Linked DNA regions of Mus musculus: all the other regions are linked to region 2. A link is a loop called in an ENCODE intact Hi-C map of the cell type or tissue named here. Cell type or tissue: left cerebral cortex. All regions are shown on one strand. Region 1 holds the start of Sh2b3 (SH2B adaptor protein 3). Region 2 overlaps Atxn2 (ataxin 2). Region 3 overlaps Atxn2 (ataxin 2). Region 4 holds the start of Ppp1cc (protein phosphatase 1 catalytic subunit gamma).

What was found. Peaks named below come from ENCODE experiments on the same cell type or tissue, not always from the same donor. Only the 100,000 strongest peaks of a DNase experiment are listed, where the experiment ranks them.
Region 1: a loop joins it to region 2, with 2.0 times the contacts of the local background. A loop is called at or near these places in 13 of 42 quality-filtered maps.
Region 3: a loop joins it to region 2, with 2.1 times the contacts of the local background. A loop is called at or near these places in 6 of 42 quality-filtered maps.
Region 4: it touches region 2 in a loop (2.7-fold over the local background); 2 of 42 quality-filtered maps call a loop at or near these places.

The regions. Positions count from the first base shown.
Region 1 is chr5:121,834,499-121,839,498 of GRCm38, reverse strand. It overlaps Sh2b3 (SH2B adaptor protein 3), which reads left to right and starts at 2,640. Exons shown (of 8, transcript NM_008507.4): 1 at 2,640-2,949. Gm32422 (a long non-coding RNA gene) reads right to left here and starts at 1,338. Exons shown (of 2, transcript XR_387683.2): 1 at 819-1,338; 2 at 239-693. In left cerebral cortex, a CTCF peak has its summit at 2,516; DNase peaks (open chromatin) are centred at 1,813, 2,036, 2,615, 2,989 and 1 more place; H3K4me3 peaks cover 4,205 bases; H3K27ac peaks cover 4,023 bases.
Region 2 is chr5:121,712,664-121,717,663 of GRCm38, reverse strand. The region is part of intron 1 of Atxn2 (ataxin 2); the gene reads right to left. Among named protein-coding and RNA genes, the nearest start is that of Atxn2, 3.6 kb to the right of the region's middle. In left cerebral cortex, CTCF peaks have their summits at 2,737 (motif pointing right) and 4,176; DNase peaks (open chromatin) are centred at 4,223 and 4,869; H3K4me3 peaks cover 1,565 bases; H3K27ac peaks cover 1,031 bases.
Region 3 is chr5:121,763,981-121,768,980 of GRCm38, reverse strand. The region is part of intron 5 of Atxn2 (ataxin 2); the gene reads right to left. Among named protein-coding and RNA genes, the nearest start is that of Mir7031, 53 kb to the left of the region's middle. In left cerebral cortex, a CTCF peak has its summit at 2,419 (motif pointing left); a DNase peak (open chromatin) is centred at 127; H3K27ac peaks cover 397 bases.
Region 4 is chr5:122,156,193-122,161,192 of GRCm38, reverse strand. It overlaps Ppp1cc (protein phosphatase 1 catalytic subunit gamma), which reads right to left and starts at 2,918. Exons shown (of 7, transcript NM_013636.4): 1 at 2,578-2,918. The coding sequence starts at 2,632. In left cerebral cortex, a CTCF peak has its summit at 3,108; DNase peaks (open chromatin) are centred at 2,247, 2,973 and 4,535; H3K4me3 peaks cover 2,966 bases; H3K27ac peaks cover 1,692 bases.

The sequences.
Region 1 (5,000 bases), 120 kb before region 2:
CTATCCTGCCACGGCCCTGGTCATATCTGGTTAATGTTTGTTGCTTGGATCATTGACTTACTAATACTCTTGGCTCTGGTTAGCTTTCATTGGTACTGTTCAGTTGGTTTGATTTGAGACAGCGTCTCATGTAGCTCGGGCAGGTTTGCAACTCATTAGGTAGCCAAGGCTCACCTCCTGTCTCCGCTGCTAAGTGTCTCAGCCTCCAGTCGTCCAGTGCACCTGGCTGATATTTTGACCCTGACCTTGTTGATTTATAGAACCTGCTAGATTAGGCTTGGTTGTACTTCTGACCTGGCCACCTGGGTCCTTGCAGGTGGACCTGGGGTGCCGCTGCCCTCAGCAGGAAGGAAGGGCGGGTGGCCCGGCCCCTGGAAGTGGACAGACTGCTTCCGGCAGTCCCCGCCAGCCGTGGGAACCGGCGTCCTCCCCACCCCCCAACCCCCTAGCCCTGCTGGGTGGAGTCAGGTCCCCAGGGGCGCAGAACCCCGGGGTCGTCGCTGCTGTCACCGCAGGGTCCCGCCTCAGAGTCCTTTGCCCTCGGAATGAGAAACACAAATAAACAGAAGGCTCTGACGTCGCAGGGCTTTCAGGGAACCCGGACTGGGGCGGGCCCCGCCGGGGCGAGAAGAAACTGAGCGCGAGGAAGGAAACGGGTTTGGGCCTCGGAGAAATCTGGCAGGCAGGGCTGGCCTGTGATTAAAAAGAGGAAGAACCACAAGTCTCCATTTAACTCAGCAGAGCTGCAGTCGGCTACGAGAGGGAAAGTGCTTGCGGCTGGCAGATTGCAGCCACCATTTGGCAAGGACTGCCAATACCTGATGCTCCGCGCGCGCGCGCCTCCTGGCCCCGGCGAGGCTGCAGGTACCCGGCAGTCGCCCCAGGTGTCGTAGGGAGCGTGCTACGGGCTAACCAAGCTAGTCTCCACCGCAGCCCTCCTTAGGTGCTGCGTCCCCGAATGGGGACACCTACACCAGCCTCTGTGGCAGAGCTCATCTGGGCCTGCTCTTTCTCGCGATTCTTCATAGCTCCCCAGTGCCCTCAGGAAGGACCCTCCCTTCCCTGAGAAAAACAAACAAAAAACAAACCAAACCTGACTCTGCACCTAGACCTCTAAAATAGCACGTGTTCCTTCGTTGTAGGTGGGGCCATTGCTACTTTTCTAACAAGGCACTTTAGAGCCTCTGCATTTGGCGCTGCATTGACTGGGATTGCCTTCCCCCCTCATCATGTGGGAGATCGCAGCTTAAATATTACTCAAAGATTTCTCTTCCTGTGTCCCAAAGACAACTCCACAACGGAGCTGTCACCGATGCTGTCTCCCAACCAGAGTGGCGCCCCCACGAGGGAATCACTAACTGATGTCCACAAACACCTTATAGTGCCTAAGACATTGCCTTGGCTCGTTTTTTGGGGGTGGGTGGGTGGGGGCTTCTTCCAAGCCATTTTGCTACCAGGCTCCAGCTTGCTGCCGTCCGATTGTAGTGGAAATCCCCACCTACGGGGGAGTCCCTTCTTCGGGCTCCAACAGCAGGCCCGGGGACTGAATTCAGCCCGGTTGGTTAGGCTGCTCTAATGTGAGCAACTCACTTCTTCCAGTCCCTGAGTGGGCTGGAGACACGTGTTATTTCCATTTCATAGATGAAAAAACTGAGTTGGAGGGGGTCAAATATTTGGTCCCACGCAGCAAGGGGAAGGCTCCAGGGAGCCAGCGGCTCGTGGGAGCCTGTCGTCTGGGAAGGCTTGCAGTGGCCCCTCCAAGCTGGGGGCGTGGGCGGCCTGCTTCCTGTTGGGGGAGGGGGAGGGGACAGGCATTCCTCTTTCCCCTCCCTCCGTAGAGTCGCGGGGAAGACTGGCGTGCAGTGAGTGACTCCACTTCAGAACAGGGGCACCCCACTGTTAGCCAATGTGGCGATAGAGAAAAGGTAAAGGGCTAAGGGGCGCGCAGGCGTGGACGTTCAAAGGGCTCGGCTGCCTGGGATGCGAAGGAGCTCTTGGAGAAAGTTTCATCAAGCTAGAGAATGCGGCCGGGCGGCCAGGTAGAGAACAGCCTACTCGGCCCGTTCCGGGACTCCGAGGACCTTAGGAGGGGAGCGGACTTCAAATGGATGGCGCCGCGGAGGCAGGACGGCTCGGCGGAGTCATGGATAGTGGGGCCAGGGTGGGGCTGGCCCCTTCCCCTGGAGGTGATGAAAACCGCGGTCGCAGTTGCTAGACCCGGCCGGGCAAGCTCAGATAAGGTTGGGCTTGGAGGGAGTCCGCAGGGGCGCGCCCCTAGGAGGTCCCGAAGGTCGGGGCAGCCACGCCCATCGCGCGCCTAGCCCCGCCCCACCCCTTCTAGGGGCCCCGCCTTGCCGAGGCACGCGGTGACTGGCCAGCGCGAGAGGGGCGGGACCGAGCACGCTCCTCCCCTTCGAGATTCTTTATTTTATTATTATTTTTTTTCCCTTCTTTAGGGGGCGCGACGCAACTTGGGTGCAGAGAGCGCGCCTTATGGGGGCGGAGCTTGTCGCTATGCTACCTCCCACCGGGCAGCGGGCGGAGGCGCGAGAGGAGGGCGGGGCCGGGATAGGCTCCGCCCCCGGCCTCCGCAGGCGGCCCCGGGGCGTGGCTCTCTGTGGCCACGCCCCCAGGCCGCCCTCCGCCGCCGCGCGCGGCTCGCGGCTGGTTCCTCTTTACATAACGGCGTGGGGCGGCATGGGCTCGGGCCGTCGCCTCCGCCTGGCCGCTCTCCAGCCCAGACTGTCACGGGCCACACGGGGTCCACATCGGCGGCGGCAGCAGCAGCAGCGTCCTGGGGACGGCCCGAGGCCGCGTCCCCCGGCTGCTGTCAGGAGCTGGCGGCGGAAATGAGGCGCTGGCCGTTTTCCGAGCCGGGGTTTCCTGCCTGAGCGCCGAGAGGCCGTGCGACGCCATGGGCCGGCCGGGCCCCGACCCGCAGCTTGCGCGGTAAGCGCGGCCCGCCGAGCGTGTTGGAGGAACTGGGCCGGGCGGCCGTCCCCGGGTCCCGCTTCTGTTTTCTGGCGTTTCCTCATTCTGTTTCTCTTCCCCAATCCCAGACCGCAGTGATGTGGGCGCGGAGGTCAGTGCTTTCAGCTGGGGCCTCCGGAGAGGAGCCTGGCGGGGCGCCGCGGGAGGAACCGAGAGCTGTCCCGGCACACAGCGTGCTTGGGCCCCTGCCGGGGGGGGGGGTGTGCTGGCGGTGAGGGTGGGAGGGGGGGACACGTGTGTCACTAGTGCCCCGGTGATCAACCAAGGATGATATGCGGAGTCCTAAAGGTGAAATCAGCCAGAGATGGGGGAAGGGGGTGGGACAGGCCATGACAGGCCAGGGCCCGCTGGGGGAAGTTGAGGTTATAAGAGTTTTATGCTCTTAGGACACTTTCTGAACCTTGTTCCCCAGGCCTCCTCTGGGAGGAAACGCCATCTGAGCCAGGAGGGGTGAATACATTCTGGAACTTGTGCAGTCCCAATGGGTGGTCAGCTGGGAAGGGGCTGGCCCGCAGCAGCGGCAGCAGCTGTGGTTTGGGGATCTCAAGGGCTGGGCAGTGACAAGAGAGGAAACCGAGGGTCCTAGAGGCAGAACTTGTGTTCTTTCTCCTCTGCTCTCCAAGATGAGGGTCGCGACCTCAGTTTCCCCGCTGTTCAGTGAGTGAGAAGAGATTTGTGGTGCAGTTACAATGAGGTGGAGTTTTAATGAATGCTGTGTGGAAGGCACCTGCGTCCGGCTGGGAGAAGGGCTCAGTTACAGGCCGTTGGGAGAAGACCTCAGTTACAGGCCGTTGGTTTTCAGACTGTCCAGTTTTATTGACCCTGGCCCTGGGACCGTCCTCGGCTCTCTCCTGAGCATAGCTGCTCTGGGGTTTCCCGAGTCTGTGGGCAGGGAACTCTGAAGGACCCTGGGCAGGGTCAGATGACAAACCCCTTCCTGGCCTGGGTTCCCTCAGTTGACACCTAACTTGTGAGGGCCACCAGAGCACAGGATGGCTTGATCAGGAGGGCAGGCAGTCATGACAAGGGTGTTATCTGTTTTGTTGAGGTCATTTGCTGCTCCTCTTCCTTCCTGACTCTCTGGCACCAAATGTCACCCAGTGCCTGGTCCTCATCGTTCAAAATGTTCTTAGAGAAGTGACGGTCCTTTCCTTTGAGTAGCTGGGCTGTGCCATCAGCTTGTGTGCCTCAGGCTGTCTAGGCTAGTTGGGCCACCATCTGGTTTCTCCCACTTCTGCGATAGAGCTGAAGGTGCTTGGGAGCCCCTTCCGGCTGCCTGGGCCTGTATCACACCCTTTCCAGAGCAGGTCTCTGGGGGTCCAGCCCACATTGTGAGGCTAGTCAGCTGCTGAATGTCCCATTGCTGTGACTCTTTGGGTGGGCACTTCTGTGAGGCAATGAAAAAGTCATCAAGAGCGGGAAGGGTTTTAACTGCTGGCACGAGGAGATGGGACAGATAGTACTGTTAAAACTAAAACGAGAGGTCTTTCCTTTCAAGTCCTCATTTCTCCCTGGAGCAGCACTTGTGTGGAGACTAATCCAGACTCTGCTAGCTTCAGGGGTGAGGCCCTGGGCAAGTTACCTGACATCTCTTGGGACCTGCCCAGTGTCAGCCAAGTCTTGTGCCTCTCTAGGTGGTTGTGCACTATGTAGGAGCCCAACAAGGAGAAGACATTTGAAGCAGGTAGGCAGTAACTGGCCTGACTCTGAGATCTTAGGCTTGGGTTGTGCTGTCTCAGAGTTACAGGTGTTCTTGGAAGTCTGAAGTGGAGGTGCTGAAGGACAGAGTCGGGGAGAGGCATGCAGTATTGGCATGTTAGTGCTCAATAAATTTAAGCTATTGCTATTAATCCATTGCTATTAATCCAGGAGTGGCTGGCCCTTAATTGCCAGGTTTCCTGGGAAAACGGTCCCCAGGGCCCCTTGGGTGTTGAGCATCTCTGGTTGGGCAGAGCAGGAAGCAGCTTCCATCTGGAGTTTCTGGAGGGGCTGCTCCTTCCTGCCAGGCC
Region 2 (5,000 bases):
TGAAGTGTAGAGGATGGTGGTACACACCTGAAATCCCAAATGTGCTTGTGAGCCAGCCTAGGCTACATTTTTTTTTTTTAAAGTAAGTGTGGGAGCCTGCCATGGTGCCTGAGGCAGGGGCAAGAAGATGCATGCTTCAAGGAGTTCCAGGCAAGCCAGGCAATGGTGGCCCATGCCTCTAATCCCAGCACTCAGGTCTATCTCTTAGAGATCAGCCTAGACTGCAAAGCAAGTTCCAGGACAGCAGGGCTATTACACAAAGAAACCCTGTCAAAAACAACAACAACAACTAAAAATCCAAAACTAACCCAGGCTTGAGAGTGCACCTGAGAAGGCAGAGACAGGTAGATCTCTCTGAATTAGGAGACCAGCCGGGACTACACAGTGACTTTCAGGATTGTCACAATTGTGTAAGAGACCCTGTCTGAAAAAGAATACAAAAACAAAAACAAAAGCTACAAGTCACACTTGAGAGCTGACTCCTTCCTTACAAATGCTTACCTATCCCAGAAGACGACACAGGTTCAGTCCACAGTACCCACATGGCAGCTCACAACTGCCTCCATCTCCAACTCAGTGCCCTGGTCTGGTTTTCCTCAGGGCTCCTGCACACATGTGGTACACAACCACACAAGCTCACATATACACACATAAATTTTAAAAAGTAAATTTAAAAAAATGTCTAAGCCTATAAGCCAGGAGTGACAGATACAAGCCTTTAAGCCCAAGGCTACAAATTTGTCTCAAAACAAAGAAAGCAAACAAAATTTTGAGCAGCCTGGTCTACAAAGTAGATGCTGCCCCTCGAACCACTAAACCCAATAAAGAGGAAAGGAAGGCAGGGATATGAATTAACCCATGATGACTCCCAGTGCAGTCACTAACTAGGAGCTGAGGATGTAGCTACAACGTGTGCCTAGCATGCAGACAAGCTCTGAATGACCACCCCAACACTGCATAAAGTAGGCAGGTGCACACTTACAATCCCAACAGTTGGGAGGGGGTTGGGCAGGCACACCAAAGTTTCAAGGACAAGAACAATCGGATACAAAAGATCTGAACTCAAAAAATAAAGGCATGGTTGTGGACAGGTAGCTCAGCAGTTAAGAGCACTGGCCGCTCTTGCAGAGGACCTGGGCTCAGTTCCCAGCATCCACACAGTGGCCCAATGACCGTCCATAACTACAGCTCTAGGGCATCTGGCCTCCTCTTCTGACCTCCACAGGCACCAGACAGACAAGAGGTATGCATAAACAAATTAAACTTGTTTTTCCAAGACAGGGTTTCTCTGCGTAGCCCTGGCTGCTCGGTACAGCAGCAGACTGCCTGTCTGCCTCCCCGGTGTTAGGATCAAAGGTGTACACCACCTCTGAACAGTACATGTGTAGCCCAGGCTGGCCTGTAACTCATGATCCTCCTGCCTCAACCTCCTTCAGTTAATCCTACCACCATGCTTCACCACAAGCTAACTTTTTTTTTCAAAAGTGATCATAAACTAACAGCTAATAACACAAATAAAAAAGGATTAACAATTTTTTAACAGCCAGAAAGTTTTAGAACAGTTCCTTCAGAAACCATGGATCTGCACTGGCATTATACACTACAGACCCCCAAACATCTTCATACACAGTCTCAGTGCAAGCTCATGTAAAATTCAAATACAAGGGCTGAAGAGGTTAAGAGCACTTGTTGTAAGTCTACTCCCTATATAGACCAGGCTGGCCTCAAGTTCCAAAGATTCACTTGCCCCATCTCTTGGGCTGGGATGAAAGGCATGTGGCACCAAGCCCGGCATGGCTGCTCTTGCAGAGGAACCTAGCACCTACATGGTGGCCTCACAACTATCCCTAACTCCATCCCAGGGGATCCAGAGCCCACTCCTGGTCTCTGTGGGCATCAGTAAAGTATGAAGACACTTACAAACATGCACACAAAACATCCATACACATAAAAAACAATCCTGGAAAACTTCAAAGAGACATAATCAAGAGGGACAGGATGAATGGCTCAGGGTTAGAAAGGCTGGCTGCTCTTGCAGAGGACCACATGGTGTTCACTGCAGTCTGTCACTGCAGTTCTAGGGAATAAAGGGCCCTCTTCTTCTGGTCTCTGTGGACCCTGGGCACACATACCATACAAACGGGCAAAGCACTTATACATACAAAAATAAATCTTTAAAAGTAGAAACGACCAGGAAACGTATCCATGAAAGCACATGCCTTGTTGAATGCAACATCCCCAAGAGCATCCAACAAGTCCACAGAGCCCATCCCCCAAAGAGCTGCCTTCTTGGCTCCAGAACCCACTGAGTCTTCTGAGAAATAGCATGGCACAGCTTGTGAGAGCCATAAAACCTTAAGAGTCCTTGACCTAGTGAAACCACTCCTGGGCACTTTCTCTAGGGAAAAATTAAGATGAAACAAAAAGCTCCGAGTATGAAAAAGTTCACCATACCACCTCCACAAAACCAGGAACGTCAAGACCAAAGTCCGAGCCGGCAGGGAGAAACTTAGTTTAGCAGGTACACTACTGTTTAAAAAAAAAAAAAAAAAAAAAAACCCTCCCGATTAAAGGGGAAGCCTCGATCCCACAAGAGCACAGCCTCACAAAAGGTCAAAGTTAAGAGTAAGAAGTAGAATCTCCAGTGCAACTGTGTAACATTCTTTTTTTTTTTTTTAAGATTTATTTATTACATGTAAGTACACTGTAGCTGTCCTCAGATACTCCAGAAGAGGGCATCAGATTTCGTTACAGATGGTTGTGAACCACCATGTGGTTGCTGGGATTTGAACTCAGGACTGTCGAAAGAGCAGTCGGCGCTCTTAACCACTGAGCCATCTCGCCAGCCCGTAAGATTCTTAAAAAGTGATCACACACAGTTCTTTTCTAAGAAAGTGGCCTCTTGAGTGTTGACAAGAAAAAACTCTTCTCAAAAATCACAAAATTCCATTCACACAAAAATCAAGTCAGACCCAGGCTGCCTGAGTAGCAAAAGCAAGGCCCTGGGTTAGGCTCCAGGCTCTGGGCAGGCCCAGAAGTGAAAGACTGCTTTAGTGAGCTTCTAGGCTGGGAAGAACATTTTGCTATCTCAAACATGACGCCTTTTCTTTTTTAAGTTTATTTACTGTGGAGGAGGGGAACATGCCCTGGCAGGTGTGTAGAGGTCAGAGGACAGCTTGCAGCAGGAGTCAGTTGCTTCCTGCTGAGGTGGTGGTGGTGGTGGTGGTGGTGGTGGTGGTTGGTGGTATGGGAATCCCAGTTGATTGCCCTTACCCCCTGAAGCACCTCACCAACCCCAATGCTACACCTCCTTTCCTCAGTGCAGCCAGTCCTATTTTAAATCACACACACACAAAAGCAAAACTCTACAAGTTATAATGGATTTACAAGGAACCCACAGAGACAGTAATGAGAGAATGACATTAACCAAGGCTCTGTACAGAACAAACTCACACATTCTGAGTACCAGTATTGGACGAAAACTCTTAAAAAAAAAAAAACCTAGGCTTCAAGTGAAAGAACTTGAAGCAAGGAAGACTCGAAATGCCTTTCACTTTTGCAGCACCTCAACTGCAGAAAAAGATTGCTGGCACTCACACCCTGCTCACCTCCCTGTGGAGTCAACTCAGCTACCATCTAATGTTTAAGCCTAAAGAGAGCTGGTGAAGCCTAGGAACTTTAGCTTTAATTTGTATTTGAGTGAAAGTGACATACACGTCACTTTCTGATAACTAAAGAGAAAACATGAAAAAGCAAAGAAAAACAGGATGCATCCTTAAAGTTACATTTAAGTATCTTTTCGTTTTTCACTAAAAGTCAAGGACAGAAAAGAAACAACTTACAAAACCCTAACTTCACAGAGATGGGGAAATAAAATGATGGTTTAACTTGAACGAGGCAAGCTAAGCAGGGTTTGAAATGCCTCATGTTAGGGAAAATTGGGAGTGTGGAGGAATAAAGTAAAAAACATACTGTTCCCAGAAGAATTCCCTAAAACCTCGGCTCTGATTCACCCTAGGGGTTAACTTCTGCTGTAGAGGAACACTCTCTGGAAACGGACAGCAGGACAATGCGGCTAAGAAGAAAACTCCGTACAAGAAAAATCCCCTTGCCCACCTCCTAAGTCCTGGATGTCTATTTAAGGAGGAGGCTGCTCCAGGCCCTGCCAGCCAGGCCTAGGCCAGAGGGAGGCACAGTAGTGCCTGTAACACAGGGGCACAGGGGAAAAGGACTTGCATGCCCTTGGTAAGCTCTGGCGGCGGCGTTTCCCAAGTTAAGGACACCGGCCACAATGGAATGGAGTCTATTGGCATCTGCCTCTCCGTTTTAACACTAAGCATTTTCTTAGTTCGTGAAATACGAACTGACAAGCACCCCCACCACTCCCCACCCCCGCACGCACACACCCTCCAGAGTCCAGTCACACAGGACAGCACCCCAGCCTACCAACGAGATCGGGCCCAGGGAAGGGGAGAGGGGGACCAGGGCGCAAGCCAACACTCGGGAGTTGTTGCCTTCGGACCCGCACCAACTCCTCTGTTGCGGCGCCTCACCCCTAAAAATTGCAGGAACTGGGCCGGGGGGGGGGGGGGTTGGGAGGGAAAATGCGGTGCGTGTCCAGAGCCCGCGGCCAACCCACCTCAAGAGTCCGGCCCTCGCCCACCTCTATTCAAAGGCGCCTTCTGCTCCGCGGACGAGGAACAGCAATGCGGATCGGCCACCACCCGCGCGCAGGGGACCTTGCGGGGAAGGAGGGAGGCGGGCCTGGAGGGAGCCGGGCACTCCCACCCCTTCCCCAGTTGGGGGGGGGGAGGGGAAGAACGGCCCGCTGCGGGAACCCCGCCGCCCCAGATCTAAAGGGGGATGGGTGCGTTAGGCCGCTGGCACCCACCTCGCCTCCGTCGCCCACCTTCCCAGGGTCTGCGGGGCGGGGGATAGATATGCAGGACACCCGGCTTGACCCTACCTGGGGCGGCTGGGCCTCAATCTCCCCTCCTCCC
Region 3 (5,000 bases), 51 kb before region 2:
TCCCCCAAACAAGCAAATCTTCAAGGGACTAGAGATGCCTCAAGCATTTTAACAGCAGCACATACTGCTCTTCCAGATAACCCAAACCCAATTCCCAACACCAATGTTGGATGGCCTACAACCATCTGTTAATGTAACTTATGGTCTACGTGGGCACTCATGAGCACGTGCACATACCACACATATATATAATTTAAAATAAAGCCAGGCAGTGGTGGGACATGATGTTAACCCGAGCACTCAGGAGATGGAGGCAAAGGCAGGCAAAATCTGAGTTTGATGCTAACCTGGTCTACGAAGCTAATTCTAGAACAGCCAAGGCCACAGAAACTGTTGTGGGATGTCTCCCTTGGCTTCTATGAATTACCATAAAAAATGCTATTTCATTTTTCCCAGCATGAACATGGGGGTGGGGGAGCCAGAGTGAAATCCTAGCTCCAGAATTTGGGATGGAAAGGCCTATCTCACTGAGGCCTCCAAATGTTAATTTTGAGATTCAAAATAGGAAACCAGTTCCACACTTTTGAGCCAAATGTATTCAAATACTGACCAGGAATGACTTTGGTCAGGATCTCTCCTTATAATTCCCAGTTGAGTGGCCCTGAGACATATGTTGTAGGAATTTTAAAGGACACACCCATATGGCCACCATACTTTTCCATCTGTACAATCCCCAGAATTCTAGGAAGTTACCTGGTCCTTGGGTGGGTGAGGTTTAATGGGTTAACTTTGGGGCTGGAGAGATGGCTTAGTGGTTAAGAGCACTGACTTGCTCTTCCAAAAGTCCTGAGTTCAATTCCCAGCAACCACATGGTGGCTCACAACCACCTGTAATGGGATCTGATGCCCTCTTCTGGTGTGTCTGAAGACAGGTACAGTATACTCGCATACATTAAATTAACCGATTAATTAATTCATTACATAAAAGAATCAAATACATCTTAAAAATAAAACAAAAACAACCAAGAAAAGAAACACAGGAGGGCAGGAGAAGAGAAGAGCAGTGTCGTGAGGAACATGATGGCTGTGGTCCTGTGTAAGCTGCTACACAAAATGTTGAAGGGTAATGTGCCTAGTGAGATACTGCTCTGCTGGAAACAAAACAAACAGGTTATATGGAAAACCCGATCTCTGCCACACATGTCACTGAAAACTTGCATCAAATGCATCAAGTCCCTAAGCACAACACACTGCATGCCAGAAACACACAGCTCTGTTCTGCATAACAGCACCTGTTTTGTCTGGGGGAAAAAGGCCAATAGCAAATACCATCCATTCTGAATGACTAAGCCCACTGAACATAACACATTTACTATTTGCCTGATTAAATGTCAGGAAACAGTTTGTTTTACACACTGTAGAGATCATCATCAACCATAACCACAAAATGCAAGGCGCTGGGGAGTCCCATCAGAGACCAGAGTTGTTTCTTCAACTGAAGACTTTAAAGCAGAGAAACAGAAAGAACTAAGGTATCAAAATAAAACCAAGCTAGCCCCAGGCTATCTCTGACTCTCTCACTGAGGCCAGGTGGGACAGGAAGCCAGGCCTCTCTGGGAACAACACTGAGTCCCAGCTCATCTTTAAAGATCTTTGCACTAAAGGAAACTGAATGGCTACCTGGACTCACTAGCAGATAGAGACATCACCCTAACAAATACTGTGGACACCAATGTGTCAAAACTTTCTGTGGAGCAGGACAGGCACCACAGCAAATAGCAGAAACGAAGAGCCACCCCCAAATACCAAGTATAAACAGAAAGTCAAGACAACAAACTTCCAACCATAATATAACAGGATGCTACACTTTCAGAGAATCACATCTAACTGCCTCCAGAACACTGACACCTACAGGGGATGTCTAACCCACCCGTTGGTGGCTGCCAAAGGGTCATTTCCCCAGCATGCTCTAGAAGGGGTTGCATATGAATGATCTTGAGGGGATCTTGTAATCCTAGGACTCCAAACAAAGAAGCAGCTAGGCTACTTTCATGCATTCCTTCACAGTGGATGCACTGAATGCACGGTTGTAGTTTAAAGGCCACCCCCACAACATATATACACACACACACACACACACACACACACATATATATATATATATATATATATATATATATATATATATATATATATACACACACAAAGGAAAAGTCAAAGAGCTCAAATCGCTAGGCACACTTTACTTATGCTAGAATGCTTCTCAGTAAAGAAAGAATTACATGTACTGAGCCTATTACTTGTCAAATCTAACGCTTTAGAGTTTTTATTGTCTAAAGTGTATTATGGGGAAGGAGAGATGGCTCAGCAGTTAGGAGCATGCACTGTTCTTGCAGAGGATGTGGGTTTGAGTCCCATCACTCATGGGGCAGCTCACAATCTTATGTTAACTCCAGTTAGGGGATCTAACCCCCTCTGCTGGCCTCTATGGGTACTAGCCATGCACATGCTGTATATAGAGGCCTGCAAGCAAAAACAAAGAGATCAAAACATTAAATCAGTCCTTCTAAAAATCAAAATGACTAGAAATGATCTGCAACCACAAAAATATGCTTAAATATCATGCTACTGAAAAATATCATTTTTAGATATCTTTTGTTTCCCAGAACTGAATGTTAAACAAAAATGTAATCTTTGTCTGTATCGATATGCCTATAAAAAAATAATAGATGACTGCTATTGGCTTGGTTCCCAGGATTAGGAACTCATCTTGAGGAATGATTATGCAATAAGGACTAGAGAGGGACACTGTTACAGCCTAGGAAAGCTTGCTACGCCCCCAGCAGACCACGGCTTCTCCAACCATCTCCTCAAGTGCCCCAGGAGTCATGAGAAAAAGCTGCCTGGGGCTCCAAGAAACCCTCATTCTCCTCAGCCCACAGAAACCATGTCAACTGCATCAAGTGCAGCCCAGCAAACTAATAGTAAAGTATCCAGCTGAAGAGCAACTTGGGTGAGCAAAAAGCTCAGGACTGAAGAGCAAAGGTGTGATCTGGTTCTGGGTTCTGAAAGCGCGTCTAGCACCCTCTGCGGTGCATGGGCTTTTGTAGAAAGCAAACCCAAGGATAAACAGGGCAGATGAGATAAGCTCAAGAAGGCCATCAAGGTTGAAGAGTCACGGGAAGGAATGTTGACTAGAAGTCATTCTGGAAGTCTATCCCTAAAGAAGAGCATAATATGAAGTCCTTGCCAGGTGTGGGAGCCACTGCCTTCATGGTATGGTGGTGGTAGTGGAGGAACGATTTGAATTCAAGGCCAGCCAGAGCTACACAGTGAGACCCTATCTCAAAAAGCTTGAGAGTATCTATTCTGAGGAGTAGTGCTTGTTTCTCTTTCAGAGGCCTGGGTTCAATCCCAGCACCCACAAAGAGACTGTCATCTATAACCAGTTCCAGATATCAATGCCCTCTTCTGACCTCAAGAACACAAGGTCTGCACACCCAGGCAAACTCATTCATGTAAAATAAATCCATAAAAATTTCAACTTACTACACTGGCACAGTAACAAGACACCACAGCTCTGAACAGAATCAGGCACAAGGCGCAACAAAATATAATCAGAAATTCATATATCATTTTTTAAAGATTTAATTTTATATGTTTGAGTGTTTTGCCCTCATATATGCCTGCAGCACCTGCAGAGCCCAGAAGAGGACATCAGCTCCCCTGAACTGGAGTTAGAGAGGTATGAACTCCTTTTGAATACTGGGAACAGATCTGGGTTTTCTGCAAGATTGAGCAGGTGCTCTTAACCACTCGGTCTCCTCCGCAGCTGCCACACATCTTGACATCTGGTAGCCTCACTGTCAGGAAAGGCACTAAGTCACTTCCCTAGGAGGACAGTTTCTATAGCAGAGGATGCTTGACAAGACATATCCACATCAACAGTCAAATTAAAATCTGCCACAAGCTCAATCAGTTCTGGGGTTTGAGAGTGAGGCTCAGCTGGTAAGAGTGTTTCTCTTCCAAAAGACCAAGTTCAGATCCCAGTACCCGCAAAGAAACCCACAACCTCTTGTAACTTCAGCTCCAGGGGAGCCAATGCTCTCTTCTGGCCTCTGGAAATCTACACATGTAGCAGACACAAATAAACCATATATGCATATATAAAAACAGCTCAGTCTAATCTACTTAGTGAGTTCCAGGACAGCTGGGACTGCACACAGACCCTATCTCAAAATCAAATCCAATAAGATAAGGTAAAATACCTAGGTATGATGACACATACCTTTAATTCCAGCACTTGGGAGGCAGAGAGGCAGAGACAGAGAGACCTCTGTGAGTTTGAGTGCAGCCTGGCCTACACAGCATCATGTTCCAGGCCAGTCAGGGCTAGACCTTGTCTCACATAAATAAAACTGTAAGCATACAAACCACAAAAGATCAGGAATAAAAACCTTCATAGGCTAAACTTTCATAGGTAAGGAAATAAAGAAAAACAAGTGGATGGGACTTTTGGGGGGGGGGGGGGTATAATTTTTGCTAAAGTAAAAAAAAGTTAATTTAAAAAGCTGGTCAAGTTCAAGGCCAGCATGGTGTACAGAGTGAATTCAGAAAAGCCACAGAAACGCTGTCTGGAGAATCAAAACTCAAACAAGAGGGGCTGGAGAGATAGCTCAGTGCACTGAGATGGTTAAGAGCACTGACTGCTCCTCTAGAGGTTCTGAGGTCAATTCCCAGCAACTATATGGTGGCTCACAACCATCTGTGATGGGATCTGATGCCCTCTTCTGGTGTGTCTGAAGACAGCTATAGTATACTTACATACATAACACAATATCTAATTTCAAGAAGAGAAGAGAGGAGGGAAGGGGAGGGGAGGGGAGGGGAGGGGAGGGGGAGGAAGCAAGAATGACTAATTGCAGGGCATGGATGGCAGTGAGCATGTCCCAGCACCGGGCAGATGACAGGGAAGGAACTGCAGCCCTAGGTCACCCTAATCTACACAGCACAGACCTGTTCCCAAAACAAAAACTTCAAAACAACAAGCTTCAAATGAC
Region 4 (5,000 bases), 440 kb before region 2:
TTTTTTTATACCATTCTGTTATATGCATGTGTGCAAGGCCATGCTTGCTGGAGCTGTTGGGGGTGGGGTGGAGACAACCCTCAAAGTCTGGTTCTCTCCTGAATCTCATGTCAATCCAGAGGATCAAATCAGGACTTCAGGATTAAGGGCAAGAGCCAAAACCGGCTGAGCTATCTCTAGATTTAAAGGTTTTGAAATCATCACAACCCCAATGCCAGCGTCCTCTGATTGAGAACTATACGCATCCTGAGCAGATCCTGTGGCTTCCGTCAAGCAAGTCCATAAGTTAGAAACAAATACATATACCACCCAGCCAGTCATTCTCAACGTGTTTAAACAGTGGCTTACTCTGTTAAGTTCAACAGAAAAGAATAAACCAGGCCAAACATGGTAGTTCAGCTTTGAATGCCAGCACTCAGGAGACAGAGGCAGATAGATCTCTGAAAATCCAGGCCAGCCTTTGCTAACACAATGCTACCCAGTCTCAGAACTTAAAAACTATTAAGAAACTATGAGAAGACAGGGGTGGTAAAAAGTTTTTAATCCCAGTACTCTGGATAGTTGAGACAGAGACCAGCCTGGGCTACATAATGAAACTGTCTCATTTAAAAAGGGGGTGCTGAAGCCGGGCGTGGTGGTGCACGCCTTTAATCCCACACTCGGAAGGCGGATTTCTGAGTTCGAGACCAGCCTGGTCTACAAAGTGAGTTCCAGAGAAACTCTGTATACAGAGTATACAGAGAAACCCTGTCTCGAAAAACAAAGACAAAAAAAAAAAAAAAAAAACCAACAAGAAAAGGGGGTGCTGGGGGAGTGAAGTGATGGTTCAGCCGCTAAGAGTGCTTGATGTTCTTGGAGATAAACTGGGCTCCATTTCCAGCACCCATATGTGACAGCTAACAACTATCTGCAACTCCAATACCCAAGGACCCAATGCCCTTTTCAGACATTCATAAGGGTAAGACATGCGTACGGTGCATGCATGTGCGCGCACATGCACACAAACAAAATACATACAGAAAATTTAAAAAAATAATTAAAAGAGGGAGAAAGGGAAGCTGGTGAGATGATTTAGTCAGTAGAAAATCTGCTTTGCAAGCCTGACCTGAGATTGATCCCCAGAATCCACACAAAGACGCCCAACTACCCTCTAACCTCCTCACGTGTGCTTTGGTCTGTATGTATGCACACACTGCATAGGAAAAAAATAAGTCAGGCTGAGTGGCCTATAAAATCTAGTATGTGAGACGAAGCAGAAGGATCAGAAGGTTAACTCAGCTCTGGCCCCTGAGAGAGACCCTGTAATAAAAGGAGGCATGGTAATAAAAATGCCTTTAATTGGGGAGGGAGAGGAAGAAGGATCTGTGAGTTTGAGGCTAGCCTGGTCTACACAAAGAGTGCCAGGATAACCACGACTGGAGAGACCATGTTTTAATGAAACCAAAGCCAAGAAACCCTATGTAAACAAAACATTAAAGAGGAGGCAATGCTCTGGGCAGTGGTGGCCCAAGCCTTTAATCCGTGCCCTAGGGAGGCAGAGGCAGGCGGATTTCTGAGTTTGAGGCCAGCCTGCTCTACAGAGTGAGTTCCAGGACAGCCCCAGGACCATACTGAGAAACCCTGTCTTGAAAAACACCCCCCCGCCCCCCGGGGAAATGCCCAGATTTTAAAAAGACACCTTTTCCCTTTTCTGTCAGTGATTTACTTGAAGACATCTACCACCAGAATTGCGCAGCTGTCCACCACTCCAAAAGTATTTTGGGCCAAAGCAAGCTAGTGTCAAGAGCCCAAATCAAGGTTACTGGATCTTCTCCTCTTTAGCTTCAGCGGATGTTGTGGGATCTGTGATTAGCAGGATCCAGACCTATGTCAAATTTGAAATCTCCAAAGTAGGAAACCACACGGCAGAAACCCCCAAGTCGGACAAAAGGAAAGCTGGGTTTTTGTTTTTGAACCTCTCCTCAACCACTGGACATCCTGGGTTCCCACGGGGTGAACAGTTGGAAGGCGGCAGGTTCTCTCTAGGTTCCTAGCTACCCCGGGGTTTGAAACCTGACTTTTAACTGTTAATTCTTGGTCCAGCGAGGTCTTGGGAGTTTCTCTTGCGAAACCCACTTCCAGGATAATAACAACACAGCACCTACCTGGCGGGTGCTCGCTGAACGCGGCAGCGTCCCCCTGTCCTCAGGGACACAACAATCTGATGATCAGAGAGAGCCACACTGTCACCCGGACTGGGTCCGTGTGCGGATGCACGTTCAAGGGGGAAAGAACGCTGGAGGATGGATGGCTTTGAGGGGAGGGTGGAGGGGGTAGGAAAATGCAGGAGACGGACTCTCATCGCACTGGGACGTCGTCCTGCCAAGCCAAGTCCCTCTGATGAGTCCTTGGACTCCAGATGATAAATGTGAAAGCAAGGACAGGGGAGTGATAAAAAATAATGGGGTCCCCAAACCCGGAGGCGCTTGTATGCGCGCCCCAGATCCAAAGCGGCTTCCGAGAAAAGACCGGCCCCTCCACTGGGCCTGATCCCCCACCGGCCGGGCCTGCCCCGCCACCCACCCGCGCGCCGCTCACCTTCCAGCAGCCGTTGGATGATGCTGTCGATGTTGAGTTTGTCGATATCCGCCATCGCCGTCCCGCCGCCGACCCTCCCGCAGCAGCAGCAGCAGCAGCGGCGCCGCCGCCCGCTCGCCCCGGGGTCTCACTCGTCCTCCTTCCTCACGCCACGAGCCCCACGAGCGGTGGTGGCGGCGGCGGCGGTGGCAGCAGCAGCCGCGGCGGGTCCACCCCCCCCAGCCGCCCCGCTCCGCTCCGGGCTTCCTCCTCCTCTCGCCACTGGGAACCACGAGAAGAACAAGATGGCCGCCGACTCCTCAGGCCAGCCTCGGGCGGCGCACGGATGCGCGCGCGGGAGTGCAGCGGCCCGGCCGGGACTTCTTTACGGGCCCATAGAGCGCGCGGGAAGGGGGCGGGGCCGGCGCCGGGAAGGGGCGGGGTTTGAGCGCGTAGGGCGGGGGTGGGGCGGAGCCCGGGCGGAGACGGTTGAGCGCGACTCCGCCACCGCGCGCGGGATCCTTCCGCCAAACGGGCGGGGGAAATAGACCCCCTGTGGCGGGAGAGGGAAGTTGTGAAGTTGGCGCGCGCAAGTTGAAGGTGGACTTTGTCAGTCTGCTGCGCGCTGCGAGGCTCACCAGCTCCTTCCGGCTCTGCTGCTTGGGGACAGAAGTCTGACCGACATGGCGGGGTGGGAGTTCAACACTGAATCACCCCTCGGAGCCAATCTGGGGTGGGGTTGCTTGCCTGTGGAGAATCATAAAGAGGAGGAGGTTGGAACGTTGGGGATTCAAATACTCTGGCACATTGGTGAACAAGAAGAGCTAGATATACGGCTCCGTGGTGAGAATGCTTGTCGAGTATGTGTGAGACCTTGGGTTCAATTCCCAGCACTGGCAAAATTTCATAATACTGCAATAAAGCATCTACGATACAATATTTGGAAAAAAGAAGCCCCCAAGATAAGCCAAAAAAATGTTAATCCACTGTGAGTGGCACATTAAGTAATTTGTGTGAGCTTCTTGTGTGCGCTAATGCTCTTTTACATTTTAGAGAGAGGTTGGGAGAATTCTGTAAGGGTTGCTACTACCTATCTTTTGAATTATCTTTCTTGAACTCAGAAAGTTATATAATAATTTAAGAGATTTCCCCTGTATTTAGCCGGAGCTGGGTTGAATGAGCGTGCCGGAGCAGATAAAATGGGAATTTGCACATTTCCTGGGAGGTTGCTGTGCGTGCGCTCTGGGCCTCAGCGCATTCATCTGCTGCTTGCCTCTAGCTTCCTTGACTCCCCAGGGGCACCCCTTCACCTGAGGGGTCCCCAACTCTGCTGCCTCGCAGGCTAGCTGCCTATGGAAGAAAAATGCACACCCATCTGACCCATTTATCTCTTCCCAGTAGCACGCCAGAAAATTTACAAAATGTTCTCCCCCAGCCCCACCTCCAGTTCATGTTTCTCAAAGCAAGAGGGATGGATCTGAGGATTCCTTTCCATGAATGCCTTGCAAGGTTGTCTCCCCATAGAGAGACTCATTTTCTACAAGCTCTGTCTTCCCGTGGCCCCGCAGCATGGTGTGTGATGCACCCATCTAGATCTGAGCCCTTTTCCTGATGCTAGCCCCCGACAGTGGGGTTTCAGGATTCTCCCCAGCTCTCCTCAGCCCTCTGCTCCACTTTGCCCACTCACCAACTCATTGTCCCAAGCTATGGTTTTGCACACCATTACACAAATGGTCATTCATCACCCCAAGGCAGCTGGTGCACCAGGCTTCTTGACATCCTGGGGTCGATGCTAAGCCCTGCTGTGAATCTGTGGAGGTCAATGTGGTCTTCACTGAGTTTTTGGAATCTTGGACTCCCTCCAGGGCAGGGTAGCTTCCCAGGGACACCATAGGGCCAGGGATATGTAAGACTGATTCACAAGGAGTGTCTATTCTGGGTGGAGCAGGTTGAGCAAGACAGAGAAAGCCTTTCTCTCCCCCGGGAGACTCATTTTGTGGGATGGAGAGACAAACACACACCACTCTTACTAGTATGAGCCAAAATCTGTCTCTTTGTGGGAGGCTATCTAAACAGCTCTGCAGACAAGAGATTCCCTCCATGCCTGCCAACCAATTAGAGTTCCATGCCCCACATCCTAATGGAGAGAGAGGAAGCTACCACAGGTTGTCCTCTGACCTTCTAGCAGACGTACATATAAAATAAAATATGATGAAGTAGCTGGGCATGGTTAGATAGGACTTTATTTCCAGGACTGGGGAGGCAGAGGTAGGCAGATCTTTGAGAATTTGAGGCAAGTTCCAGACCAGTCAAGGCTAACAGCAAAATCTTGTCTCGAACGAAACAAAGTCAGCTGATGGAATCCCCGATACAATCCTAGAGATGATATATTCCCACCGTTCCCATTTTACAGATAAAGTTAGGCACGGAAAGGCTGGGTTGTT